2 separate regions of the Homo sapiens genome follow, and region 2 is linked to region 1. A link is a contact called in ENCODE Hi-C or POLR2A ChIA-PET data. All regions are on one chromosome and are shown on one strand. The core of a region is the stretch at or near the end of the contact, and the rest is flanking DNA. Distances in the headings are between cores, read along the strand shown. Region 1 holds the start of SULT4A1 (sulfotransferase family 4A member 1). Region 2 overlaps PNPLA3 (patatin like domain 3, 1-acylglycerol-3-phosphate O-acyltransferase).

What was found. A loop is a pair of places that touch in the nucleus more often than their neighbours do. ChIA-PET counts read pairs that join two places held with the same protein, here RNA polymerase II (POLR2A). Pooled maps may share reads with other maps.
Region 2: POLR2A ChIA-PET joins it to region 1 with 10 read pairs in activated T-cell. The contact joins the enhancer-like site here to the promoter of SULT4A1 in region 1. A Hi-C loop is called at or near these places in 1 of 168 maps with a recorded cell type or tissue (heart right ventricle) and 2 of 50 pooled maps. POLR2A ChIA-PET finds 5 or more read pairs at or near these places in 2 of 52 experiments (activated T-cell and endothelial cell of umbilical vein).

Annotation. Positions count from the first base shown.
Region 1 is chr22:43,859,848-43,866,190 of GRCh38, forward strand. SULT4A1 (sulfotransferase family 4A member 1) reads right to left here and starts at 2,666. Exons shown (of 7, transcript NM_014351.4): 1 at 2,367-2,666. The coding sequence starts at 2,535. RefSeq lists an enhancer at 482-981.
Region 2 is chr22:43,926,203-43,932,545 of GRCh38, forward strand. It overlaps PNPLA3 (patatin like domain 3, 1-acylglycerol-3-phosphate O-acyltransferase), which reads left to right. Exons shown (of 9, transcript NM_025225.3): 2 at 733-965; 3 at 2,622-2,687. Among named protein-coding and RNA genes, the nearest start is that of PNPLA3, 5.6 kb to the left of the region's middle. Within about 2 kb of position 2,394, at least 2 of the 41 ENCODE cell types and tissues checked have a DNase peak (open chromatin) inside an H3K27ac peak, as active enhancers do.

The DNA of each region.
Region 1 (6,343 bases), core at 1,416-3,915:
CACTTTTATTTCATTTTAATTCATTAGATGTAAGCAGCCGCCTGTGGGCAGAGGGTCCTACGCTGGAGAGCACAGTCCTAACCCGCCATCTAAGCTAGAATGTCGCAAGCACAAAAAGAATCCGAGCAAGCAGCACGGGGTTGTGGGAAAAAATACCGGACAGGAAGCGAAGGCAGGATCTAATTATCATTGCCTTAGCCACCAGAAAGCCCCCACCACCCCTTTGAACCCCAGTTTCTCCATCAGCAGAGGGTGGGAAGGGGCTGACAAGGGACCAGGCCCTTCCGGCTCTGACCACCTGCAAGTTCATTAGGATCTCCTACACCTGGGCACTGGAAATCCAAGGAGGCCCGTGGGTTCCCTGCCATGGCAGGTGAATGGGGCACCTGTTAGTCCTGGCTACTTGCCCCAACCCCAGCACCAACCATGTCTCCCCCATCAGACTGAGAGCTCACTAAGGACAGGCACCAGATGGGGCCCTCTCGGCTTCCCCAGCCCCTAGCAAAGCATCTGGGCACAACAGGTGTTCAGGGCTTAAAAGTCAGCATTAACCACGAGCCTTTCCAGCGTGTGTCTGGACGTGGGCTAAGCGTTCTCACCCGCCATTTTGCTCATCCTCACAGCCACACATCAGCGGGCCGAGGTGGTCTCTTCTCCCTCCGCAGAGACCACAGCTCAATGGGATTCTATGATCTGCCCAGGGTCACTCTGCTGGTAAGCCGCAAAACTGCATTCAAACCCAGGACTTCCAACTCCGAAGCCAGGTTCTTAATGTGTAAGCACTGATGCCTGCTACAAATCCATCCCCAGTAGCAGATGGAAGGAAAGGAAAAGAAAATATGAACTGGGCTACCAGAAGTCCACTTGGAGGGGCCTCAGAGAAGTGACACAAACCTCAAAATCCCTAAGTGGCTGAGACTTCCAGCATTTTAAAGCCTCCAAGAAAGAAGGCTAGGTCCCCCTCCTTCTTGGGCCCTCACGGTTTTCCAAGGGCAACGGAGCACCCATAAGGCAGGGGAGAGGCTGGCCGTGGACCGGGAGACCTAGCTAGACCTGACCTCTGTCCCTCAGCAACTGTGTGACTCCGAACAATTTGTGCCTTCTCTGAGCCTCTGAAAAAAAGGTGTAAGAGTCCCTCACAGATTAACAGCGATAGAGCACTTGGCCCGCAGGACTTAATGAGTGGCCACAGAAGCCAACGACACGCTTAGCCATTCCTAAAGCATTTTAGGTCCCACCCCATGCGGCGACTGGCATGTGCTCAAGATAGCAGCCCATCGAACGCTCTGTTCTCCAACCAACACCCTCCACTGAGAGTCCCTACTCCAATCTTCCTCAGAAGAATGTCAGAGACCTGCCCTCAGGTGTCTGGAACTCCATACAGCTACAACAGCCAAGCCTACAGCTTTTCCTGAAACTGCCCGACTGCTGGTCCGGCGTGACCTTAGAGCCAGACACCTTCTAAACCACGCTGTGATTGCCTCAAATACAGTGGCAACAAGGAAATCCCAGGGCATGTTTACAGAACAGGAAAGCTGCTACCTCCTTTCCCTAAAAACCTCAGATGGGGTACTATACAATCTCCTACCTCAGGTCTGGAAACAGACCAGCCTAGCTTTAATTCCCAGGTCAGCCACTCACCAGCTGAGTGACCTTGGACCAGCCTCTTCCCCTCTCTGAGCCTCTGTGCCTAGACTGTAAAGTGGGAATGACCACCACTAGCTCACACAGCTGTTATTGTGAAAGTGACGTCAGCTAATGCTGGGAAATGTGAATGCCCCAGGTCCTGCCTCGGTGATGGAGGCAGCCCTGAAACAAGAGAATGTACAAGCAAGGCACTCCAGGCGGGGACTGGTCCCATCCCCCACCCGGAGCCCAGGCTGGAAAGGAGGGACGTTACGTTTCCACGCTGAAAGCCCTGACGCCCATGTTATCTCCCTTCCCAGGTGAACACCAGGACTTTGCACTCATCAAAGGTTGGGCAGGATTCAGGAACAGAGAGGTTGAGTGACCTGTCCAAGGTCACACAGCCAGCCAGGTAAAGGGAGAAGCAGGGATGGGTGGCGGCCCTGGGCCCATCCTCCTGCAGCGCCGGCCAAATAGGCTCCATCTCCACGGAAGGGGCCGCTCCCGAAGGTCTCTGACCTTGGTTTCCCCAGATGAGAACCAAGCCCCTTCCCACCCCCACCCCACCCCACCCCGCCCCGCAGGGATCCGAGCATCGGGAGAGCGGTGGGCACGGCAGGGGCGGAGGCCAAGGGCGACCACCCGGCCCAGCAGAAGCCCCGGGCGCGGGCGCGGCGTCTACGCGGCCGCGCTGCAGGGCTGGGGCATGGCGTGGCGGGCGCGGTCGGCGCGGGGCTCACCGGACTTGGGGTAGGTGACGATCCACACGTCGCTGGGCCGCACCGGGAAGTTGGCGATCTCCTCCATCTTCCCGCGGCAGAAGGGCGGCAGCCGCACGCCATGGAACTCGAAGTACTTGCTCTCGAACTCCCCCGGGGTGCTGGGGGTCTCGGCCTCGCTCTCCGCCATGCCGCCGCCGTCGCCGTCGCCGCCGCCGCCTCCCGGCTCGCAGCCCGCACGCGCCCGCGCCCGCGCCCGCGCCCGCGCCCCGCACACGCTCGCGCCCCACCGGCGCGCGGCGGCAGCTCCGCAGGCGTGACGTCATGGCGCCGCCGACGCGCGGCGGAGGCTCCGCGGGTATGACGTCATGGCGCCGCCCGGCACGCGGCCGCGGCGCTGCACGGGCGTGACGTCATGGCGCCGCGGAGCCGCGTCCTCCCCGCCCCGCCCCCGGCCGGGGTCACCCACCCGCTGCCGGGGCTGACAGAGACCCTGGCCCGCGGTCTGCAGCCTCCTCAGTCGTGCGTGCGTTCATTCCGCTCATAGCTTCTGTCACTCAGCAAGCGCTCAACACAGACGCATGAGATACCCTGGCTGGAAGGCCCTGAAAGGTAGTCGTCCATTCAACACGTGCTTAGCGCGCTGCTGATCTGTGCCAGGCACTGGGCCAGGGCCCCGACACGCGTCAGGGTAGAAGCAAGCAGAAGCCTGGCCCTGTTGGAGCTTACATTGGTAAATAACCAAGATAATTTCAGGTAAATATTAGGTCCTATTAAAAATATGCGTCTTCGCCAGGCGCGGTGGATCACGCCTGTAATCTCAGCACTTTGAGAGGTCGAGCACGGGCGGATCTCCTGAGGTCAAGAGTTCGAGACCAACCTGGGTAAATGGTGAAACCGCATCTCTACAAACATACAAAAAAAAAAATTAGCAGTGAGCTGTGAGCTTGCACCACTGCACTCCAGTCTGGGCAACAGGACGAGATCTTCTAACAACAACAAAAAAAAAGTATGGGCCACCTAGTCCAGCCAAAAAAACAAAGTGCTTTTTTTTTGCTTTTTTTTTTTTTTTTTTTTTTTTGAGATGGAGTCTCGCTGTGTCGCCCAGGCTGGAGTGCAGGGGCGCGATCTCAGCTCACTGCAAGCTCCACCTCCCGGGTTTACGCCATTCTCCTGGCTCAGCCTCCCGAGTAGCTGGGACTACAGGCACATGCCACCATGCCTGGCTAATTTTTTGTATTTTTTGTTTGTTTGTTTTAGTAGAGACGGGGTTTCATCGTGTTAGCCAGGATGGTCTCAATCTCCTGACCTCGTGATCTGCCCACCTTGGCCTCCCAAAGTGCTGGGATTACAGGTGTGAACCACCTCGCCCAGCCAAAAAGTGCTTCTTAATATCCCATGAGTAGGGGAGGGGAGTGTTGGATTGCAAATTCCAGGACCCCAGATCTATGGAGAAAAATTACAAAAATATACATTTAGTAAGGCACTTCTTGTGCAAACTATAATTTGAGAGCAACCGAGTTCTAGAGATCTCAGTGCAACCCCTTGCCAGTCATGCACTCAACAGACATATATGAAGCACCTACTAACATGCCTGGGGAAGCACAAAGATGAAAACAACACAGCCTGCTCTCATTCTCTGCAGCCGAGCATCATCAGCTGTGTAAAGGAAAAGAATGATTCCTACCTCTAAGTAGTGTAGCCAGGAAGATGGAAGGAGTTTACACCAACAAGAATCTGGAGCAGAGTGGCTGGACGGGACCTATTCCTACTCTCTCCTTCTTACTGTAGAGTGAGACACGTGCATTCTGACACCAAAGACATACACATGGGCTGAGAAGCGCAGGCCATGTGTACATAGCAGACAGAGAGAGGAAACAGCAATTAATCCTGACTTGGGAAGCTTGTAGATGTCTTTCCAAAAAAGAAAGAGGACATTCCGAGCACCCAGCCTTTATTCAGAATAATTAGGCCAATGGCAAAAGGGCATCTAGCCAAAAGCTAGAGGGATTGAGTGAATGAATGAATATCCTGATGTTTCAGGTGAGGGTTCTCACTGTGGGAGAAGGAAAATGTAAGTGGGGAATGCGAGAAGGCAGGGAAGAACTCTATGGTATTGGATTGGAATTGGAGGTATTGACATGAGTTTATGATATTTTAAAATTCCTATTTCTTATATTTGCTGGAAAAGCCTTTAGGCAGTGATATCTCAATAATACTAGGCATACCCACTGCCCAGATCTTTGCTAAATACTTCCCTCACCAAATGAACCTGGGGTTTCTTGGAGAAAAAGCCAACTCCAGGGCAAGGAAAGTACAAGATGAGCCTAAAATGTCTTGTTGAGTCTTGAACTCCTGCAAGTTCAAAAATGTTGGGAATAGGTCAGAAGGACACAGGGTATAACATGAAAGTATTATCATAGGTCAAATCGGAAACAATTTGAGCATGTTAGACAAAAATGGGAAAAAACCCACGTACCCAACAGTAGAATAGATAAATTGCGATATATTCATACAATGGAATACAGTAATTTTTTTAAAAAAGGAATGTAACTGAGAAGAATGTCACAGTCAAAATGATGAACAAACTAAGTCAAGCACAAAAAATGGTATGTCATATGATTCTATTTATATACAGTCAAAACCAAGCAAAACTGATCTATAGTGATAGAGGTGAGAATAGTCTTAACCTGGGGCATTGGAAAGAGGGTTGACTGGGAGCAGACTCAAGGTTACCTACCCTCCATAGTGTTGGAAACATCATAGCTTGCTCTTAGTGGCGGTTACATGAAGATATAGACATAGATAAAAGTACAGACATGGACATAGATGCAGGCCTTGCTTCACGGATACGCAACCAGGGGAGTCACACAGGGTTCTGTGCTCAGAAGGGCCCCACACTTTGGAATTTAATGGTCTGTGGTCACTATCTTGAAATTGTTGCATTTATCTTTGGGTTTGTTTTGTAAGTGAGGTCTGGTCAAAATTAGCTGGGAGTGGTGACACGCACCATAATCCCAGCTACTCAGGAGGCTGAGGCAGGAGGATTGCTTGAACCTGGGAGATGGAAGTTTCAGTGGGCTGAGATTGCACCACTGCACTCCAGCCTGGGTGACAGAAAAAGACTCCGTCTGAAAAAAAAAAGCCATAATGGACATTAATGAGATAATTTGCAATATTTGAATATAGACTCTAGATTAGATGATATTCTATTTTAAATTTCCTAAATTTGAAAACTGCACTGTGGTTATGTAAAAATGTCCATTTGCCTCAGAGGTACATGTGGAAGTATTTGGGGGTGAAGAATCATGATGTCTGCCACTTACTTTCAAATGGTTTTACAAAAATAAAACCACAATTATAACCCTAATGCAAGCACATGTATGTATACACATTGAGAGCGAGAAAGAAAATGTGGGAAAAGCCACAATTGGTGAATGTAGGTGATGATATATGTTCATTATGTAGTCATTTTCTATTTTGCTATAATGAATTACCACAAACTCAGCTCTGTAAGTCAGAAGTCTGATGCTGGTACCACTAGACCAAAAGGAAGGTGTCAGCAGGGCTAGCATTCCTTTCTGGAGGATCCAGGGGAGAACCTATTTCCTTGCTTTCTTTAGCTTCTAGAAGCCACCCACATTCTCTAGCTCATGGTCTCTTTCCATCTTCAAAATGGCAGACACAGTCTTTCTCACATCGTATCACTCTTTTTGTTTACTTGTTTATTTGAGACAAAGTTTCACTCTTGTTGCCCAGGCTGGAGTACAGTGGCACGATCTCGGATCACTGCAACCTCCGCCTCCCAGGTTCAAGCAATTCTCCTGCCTCAGCCTCCTGAGTAGCTGGGATTATAGGCATGCACTACCACGCCCGACTAATTTTGTATTTTTATTAGAGACAGGGTTTCTCCATGTTGGTGCAGCTGGTCTTGAACTCCCGACCTCAGTTGATCCACCTGCCTCGAACTCCCGAAGTGCTGGGATTACAGGCATGAC
Region 2 (6,343 bases), core at 1,144-3,643, 66 kb after region 1:
TCTGGCCACTCAGGGAAGGAGAGCTGTGAGTCAAGATCAGATTTGGGTCAGGACAGGCTGGGGCCTGCCTGTCCCTGTGCATCCCAAGATTTATGGCTGGCCAGGGGTTGGGCTGGGAGGGGTGGTCTTGCATGCCAGGAGAGTGCAGATCAGCCTGAGAGGCCAGGCCAGTAAGTGAGGTCAGATCTCCTGCACCTGATAGCATTAAGGCCATCTACACCAAAGCTCTAATGCTGATATGTTCCTGGCCTCTATGTGGGGCATGGAGGTGGGGCATGGAGGTGAGGCCTGCTCGCCTGGGCTTCTGGAAGTGGGAGACTCATTCCTGTGGCTGAGGCCTACAGCAGTGCTGTGTGGTAGGAATACACTGGAAGCCATGATGTCATTGTGCATTTTCTAGAAGCCACATTGAATAAAGTAAAAGACACAGGTAGAATTAATTTCATTGAGCCCAATATATCCAAAATAATATCATTTTCACATCTATTCAATATAAAAATTTACTAATGAGATATTTCATACTAAGCCACTGAAATCCAGTTTGTATCTTACACATCTCAGTTTTGACGAGCCACATTTCAAGGGCGTGATAGCCACATGTGGCTCCCATAGTAGACAGTACTGGTCTAGAGAAATGTTGGTGGCATCCTTGCTGTCTGGTTTCTGGCCTTGCCAAAAGTATTACCATCCCAGTGTGGTACATTCTTTCATGTATTTGTCTCCTGTCCCCAGAGCAGACTCTGCAGGTCCTCTCAGATCTTGTGCGGAAGGCCAGGAGTCGGAACATTGGCATCTTCCATCCATCCTTCAACTTAAGCAAGTTCCTCCGACAGGGTCTCTGCAAATGCCTCCCGGCCAATGTCCACCAGCTCATCTCCGGCAAAATAGGCATCTCTCTTACCAGAGTGTCTGATGGGGAAAACGTTCTGGTGTCTGACTTTCGGTCCAAAGACGAAGTCGTGGATGTAAGCAGTTTGCTTATCTGGACGTTGTCAAGTTAGAAAAGCTGTTTTGGGATGGGTGTGGTGGCTCATGCCTGTCATCCCGGCACTTTGGGAGGCCGAAGCGGGTGGGTTGCTTGAGCCCAGGAGCTCGAGACCAACATGATGAAACCCAGTCTCTACAAAAATTACAGAAAAATTAGCTAGGCATGGTGTTGTGGGCCCATAGTCCCAGCTACTAGGGAGGCTGAGGCAGGAGAATTGCTTGAGCCTGGGAGGTGGAGGTTGCAGTAAGTCATGATCATGCCACTGTACTCCAGCCCGGGTGACAGTGAGATGCTGTCTGGAAAAAAAAAAAAAAGAAAGACTGTTTTGTTTTGGAAGCAACACAGGCAGTTGTAGGCCCCCTGTGCCAGAGTGACATAAACTCTGTACACCTCCAGTGATTTGGTCCATGTTTGTAAACCCTGAATGTTCCAGGGCAGTTTCTTTTCTTCACTTTTTATCTCTTTTTTTTGGGTGGGGGGGCGGGGTACAGAGTCTTGCTCTGTCTCCCAGGCTGGAGTGCAGTGGCGCAATCTCAACCTCCCGAGGAGCTGGGACTACAGGCACAGGCCATCACACCTTGCTAATGTTTGTACTTTTTGTAGAGACGGGGTTTTGCCCTGTTGCCCAGGCTGGTCCCAAACTCCTGCACCCAAGTAATCTGCCCACCTCTGCCTGGCAGTTACAATTTCAAATAATTCCTCCCTTTCCTTCAACACTTGGCTCATGACCGTCCAGTCCAAGGAACCTGTCCTGCAGGTGTGCCTCTCCCGAGCTTCCTCTATGCATCTTCCATAATGAAGATGCCTTCTCACTGGAAACCCTACAAGGGTGGGAACGTGCCTTATTTGCCTGTATCCTCAGGGTCTAGCAGAGAGAAGATAATTTGTAATACCAAAACACCATTAAATTCAGCTGATGCTTTCATAAGCGCTCCTTGGAGGAAGGACTCCATTTACTTGACAGATCTGTGCAAGACAGCAGCCTGGCGCGTCTAACCTGCAGCCAGTTGCATCCTCTGTTTAACCTTGTTTGCGGAAGCTTTCTCTAAACAGCCAGCACTTGTCTGTTCCCACATGGGTCCGTTCTCCCAGTGAATCACCGTGGTGCCTGCTGACTGCTCTGTAGCACAGTGCTTCGCAAAGTGTGATCCTGGGACCAGCAGAGCAGCAGCTCCTTTGAGCTTATTGGAATGGCAGACCCTCAGGTCCCACCTCTGACCTGCTGCATGGGAATTCTGGGGAGGGACGCAGAATCTCTGGTTCCACAGGCTCTCCGGTGATGCTAATGAATACCGGCATTTGAACAGCACCGATCTAGCCCCTTTCAGTCCATGAGCCAACAACCCTTGGTCCTGTCTGTGGTGACCCAGTGTGACTCTCATGGGGAGCAAGGAGAGGAAGTTGAAGTTCACTGACAGGGTTGTTAAGGGGATTATGCAATAGATGAGACCCATGGGCCTGAAGTCCGAGGGTGTATGTTAGTTCCCCGTTCTTTTGACCCATGGATTAACCTACTCTGTGCAAAGGGCATTTTCAAGTTTGTTGCCCTGCTCACTTGGAGAAAGCTTATGAAGGATCAGGAAAATTAAAAGGGTGCTCTCGCCTATAACTTCTCTCTCCTTTGCTTTCACAGGCCTTGGTATGTTCCTGCTTCATCCCCTTCTACAGTGGCCTTATCCCTCCTTCCTTCAGAGGCGTGGTAAGTCGGCTTTCTCTGCTAGCGCTGAGTCCTGGGGGCCTCTGAAGTGTGCTCACACATCTCCTGCCTGCAGGGCACTGGTGTCGGGCACCTCAGGGTCTGTCCCATGGTGGAGCCCCATGCCTCACTGCCTTTCAGACAGAGTAGCCACAGCTGGCCCTATTTCCAGGCTACCCGGGCAGCAAAACTTACTGCATGTGTAATTAATTATTTGGCTATCTGTAAGGTAAACTGGCTGGTTCACTTAATCTGCACCTTAAGCATCAGATAGCTTCTCAGTGATCTAGTTAAACTATATGATGTTGGCCAGGCGCGGTGGCTCATGTCTGTAATCCCAGCACTTTGGGAGCCTGAAGCAGGCAGATCACTTGAGGTCAGGAGTTCGAGACCAGCCTGGCCAACAGTGTGAAACTCTGTCTCTCCTAAAAATACAAAAATTAGCTGGGCATGGTGGTGTGCACCTGTAATCCCAGCTGCTCGGGAGGCTGAGGCAGGAGAATTGCTTGAACTTGGGAGGCGGAAGTTGCAGTGAGCCAAGATCGCACCACTGCACTCCATCCTGGGTGACAGAGCGAGACTCTATCTCAAAAAGAAAAAAAAAAAAAAGGTAAATAAAGTATATGACACTGAAGAATCTGTTACCCCTGGAAGGTGGAGCTTTACTCTTAGGGGGAACTATAACAGTCATATATATATATTTTTTTCTTTTCTTTTTTTTTTTTTTTGAGATGGAGTCTGGCTCTGTCGCCCAGGCTGGAGTGCAGTGGTGCAATCTCGGCTCACTGCAACCTCCACCTCACAGGTTCAGGCAATTCTCCTGCCTCAACCTCCCGAGTAGCTGGGATTACAGGTGCCTGCCGTCACGCCAAGCTAATTTTTGTATTTTTAGTAGAGACAGGGTTTCATCATATTGGCCAGGCTGGTCTCCAACTCCTGACCTCAGGTGATCCGCCCGCCTTGGCCTCCCAAAGTGCTGAGATTACAGGCGTGAGCCATGGTGCCCGGCCAACAATCACATGTGTTGTAAACAACAACAAAAATCTGTCAGCCTGGTCTAACCTAGATTTGTGCTTTGTTTTGTTTTGCCACTTTGTGATGCACAGGAGGAAGTTTAGGCTGTAAAATACTAGCCTTTTAGGGTAATTTTTGAACTCACAAGAGCAGCAGCGGAACCTTTGATGCAATCCTGTATGTAGCACCAGCAGAGCCACGTGGCAGAGGGACTCGCATTAGGAGCCTCCCATTACAGACTACGTGCTCCTGTGCGTTATCTTATAGGGTCCCCACAACCAAGGGGAGATGTGATTATTCATCCTGTGTGGCTGTGGGGAACTTGAGAGTCATACTTGCCCAAAGAGCACGGCCAGCGAGCTTGCACCCAGGTCACTCTCTGCTCCTCTGTCAGAACAGGGCATGTCTTGGTTCACTGCAGGGCGGCTCTTCTCATTCTCTGTAGTTTGGGGTCCAGGATAGTGGTCCACGGAGCCACTGGAGTGCCCAGCTACTGAGTGACCAAAGCATATTTTGGATTTCCGACATTGCCACAGCATGGTTGGGCATCAGCAGGACCCCAACCCCTTGTTATGCTGGTGGCTTTATGTGGTTATTTGATCTTCCCCAGAACTCAGCAGGAGTGCACCCAGCAGCACCGTAGTGATGCTCTCTGGCTCCCCAGTGCACGGTTCTGGCTTTCCTTCCTGGTCGAGAGTTTCAAGCCCTCTGGGTCCTACTCTGTCCTTTTCAGCCCATAGCTTTGTTCAAAAGCTGCTGGCAGTGTTCAGATTTGGCTGAGTTCAGTGAATATGTGCATTGGCTGATTTCTGAGCCATGCCAGGGGGATGGAGAAGCCGAAGCAGGAGTGTTTGTTCTGCAGGCTCTGGAGTAGGCATTGGGTCTGTGCCGGCTCACTTGCTAGTCTTGCATCCTTCCCCAACCCCCTCTGGGGATGTCTGGCCACATCAGAAGACAGTTTGGGTTGTCAGAACTGGGGGAGTACCAGGCCGAGGTGGGTGGATCATGAGGTCAGGAGATCGAGACCATCCTGGCTAACACAGTGAAACCTCATCTCTACTAAACATACGAAAAAAATTAGCTGGGCGTGGTGGCGGGCGCCTGTAGTCCCAGCTACTCGGGAGGCTGAGGCAGGAGAATGGTGTGAACCCGGGGGGCGGAGCTTGCAGTGAGCTGAGATCCTGCCACTGCACTCCAGCCTGGGCAACAAAGCGAGACTCCGTCTCACAAACAAAACAAAACAAAACAAAACAAAATCTGGGGGAGTGCCACTGGCATCTGATGTATAGAGGCCCGAGATGCTGTGTCATCACCCGTTGAGTGCGCTCATAGGCATCTTCCTGACAATTAGAACCCATTATTCTTCAAATTCAATGCAAGCAAATTCAAAGCATTACTGTGTACATACCGCATGCTAATCAATTGCACCACTGGAGCTCCTAAATTCAAAACATTACTATAAAAAAGTTCAAAATGCATGGAAAAGTTGTACATGGCAGGAGAATATTTGGGCTTCTGACTACCCCTTGAATGAAGATGATCCACCAGCCGCCTTCCTCCTTGGTCTTCACTCCAGATTCCTAGCATTTCATTCTGTGTCTCTTTATGCAGTGAGGTTTTTGTTTGTTTTTTGAGACAGAGTCTCACTGTATCACCTAGGCCTGGAGTGCAGTGGCGCGATCTCAGCTCACTGCAACCCTCGGCTCCTGGGTTTAAGCGATTCTCCTGCCTCAGCCTCCCGAGCAGCTGAGATTACAAGCACACATCCCCATGCCCAGCTAATTTTTGTATTTTTAGCAGAGACAGGGTTTCACCATGTTGCCCAGGCTGGTCTCGAACTCCTGGCCTCAAGTGATCCATGTGCCTCAGCCTTCCAAAGTGCTGGGATTACAGGCGTGAGCCACCATGCCCAGCTCCTAGTGAGGTTTTTGATGCCTTGCTACATCTGCCCTAGAAATTGTGTGACTACGATTTTGGAAATGTTGCTGTGTAAACTTGTGATCATTTCTGGACTCCAGGCAAGAATCTTGATGGCTAAGGTGTGGCTGAACATGTCTGATTCTCTCCTGGACCTGTTTTAGGCCAAACTCTGCTCTGAAATTCCTCCGTGTGGAAGGGCGGGCTGGGGAGAGCCTCCCAGCTGGAATCTTTTGGATGCCTTTCTCTGTGGGTATCTGATGGCTGGCTCTGATGGCTGGCTGTGATGGCTGTGGCTGGAAATCATTGTTGACATGAGTTTCACAGATGCAGGCTCTGTCCAAATTGTAGCAAAAGCTGCCTGCCCCAGCCGAGCTATGGGCAATAAGGTGGTTTAAGGATATAGATGAAGGAAAACTCACCCTTAGAATAATTTATCCAAAATGCTGCTGTGTTGTGGGTTAGAGGACATTTTCTGAGGTCCCAGGTTCATTGTTTCATTTAAGTCTCAAAAGTCCCTCCAGGTGTTGGTTCTAATTGTCAAAGCATGGGGGGAGATGGGCTCATGGGTTAAAGGTCTTATCCCAGATTTCTGTATCCTCCTTGCAAGCAGCAAAGGGGTCTGGATTTGAATCCATGACCATGTTTCTCCTTTGGGTTTCCATCACACTCTGTCCCCGTGCACTGAGCACCCTTTAGTTCATATGACCCCCTTAGGCATGTTACAT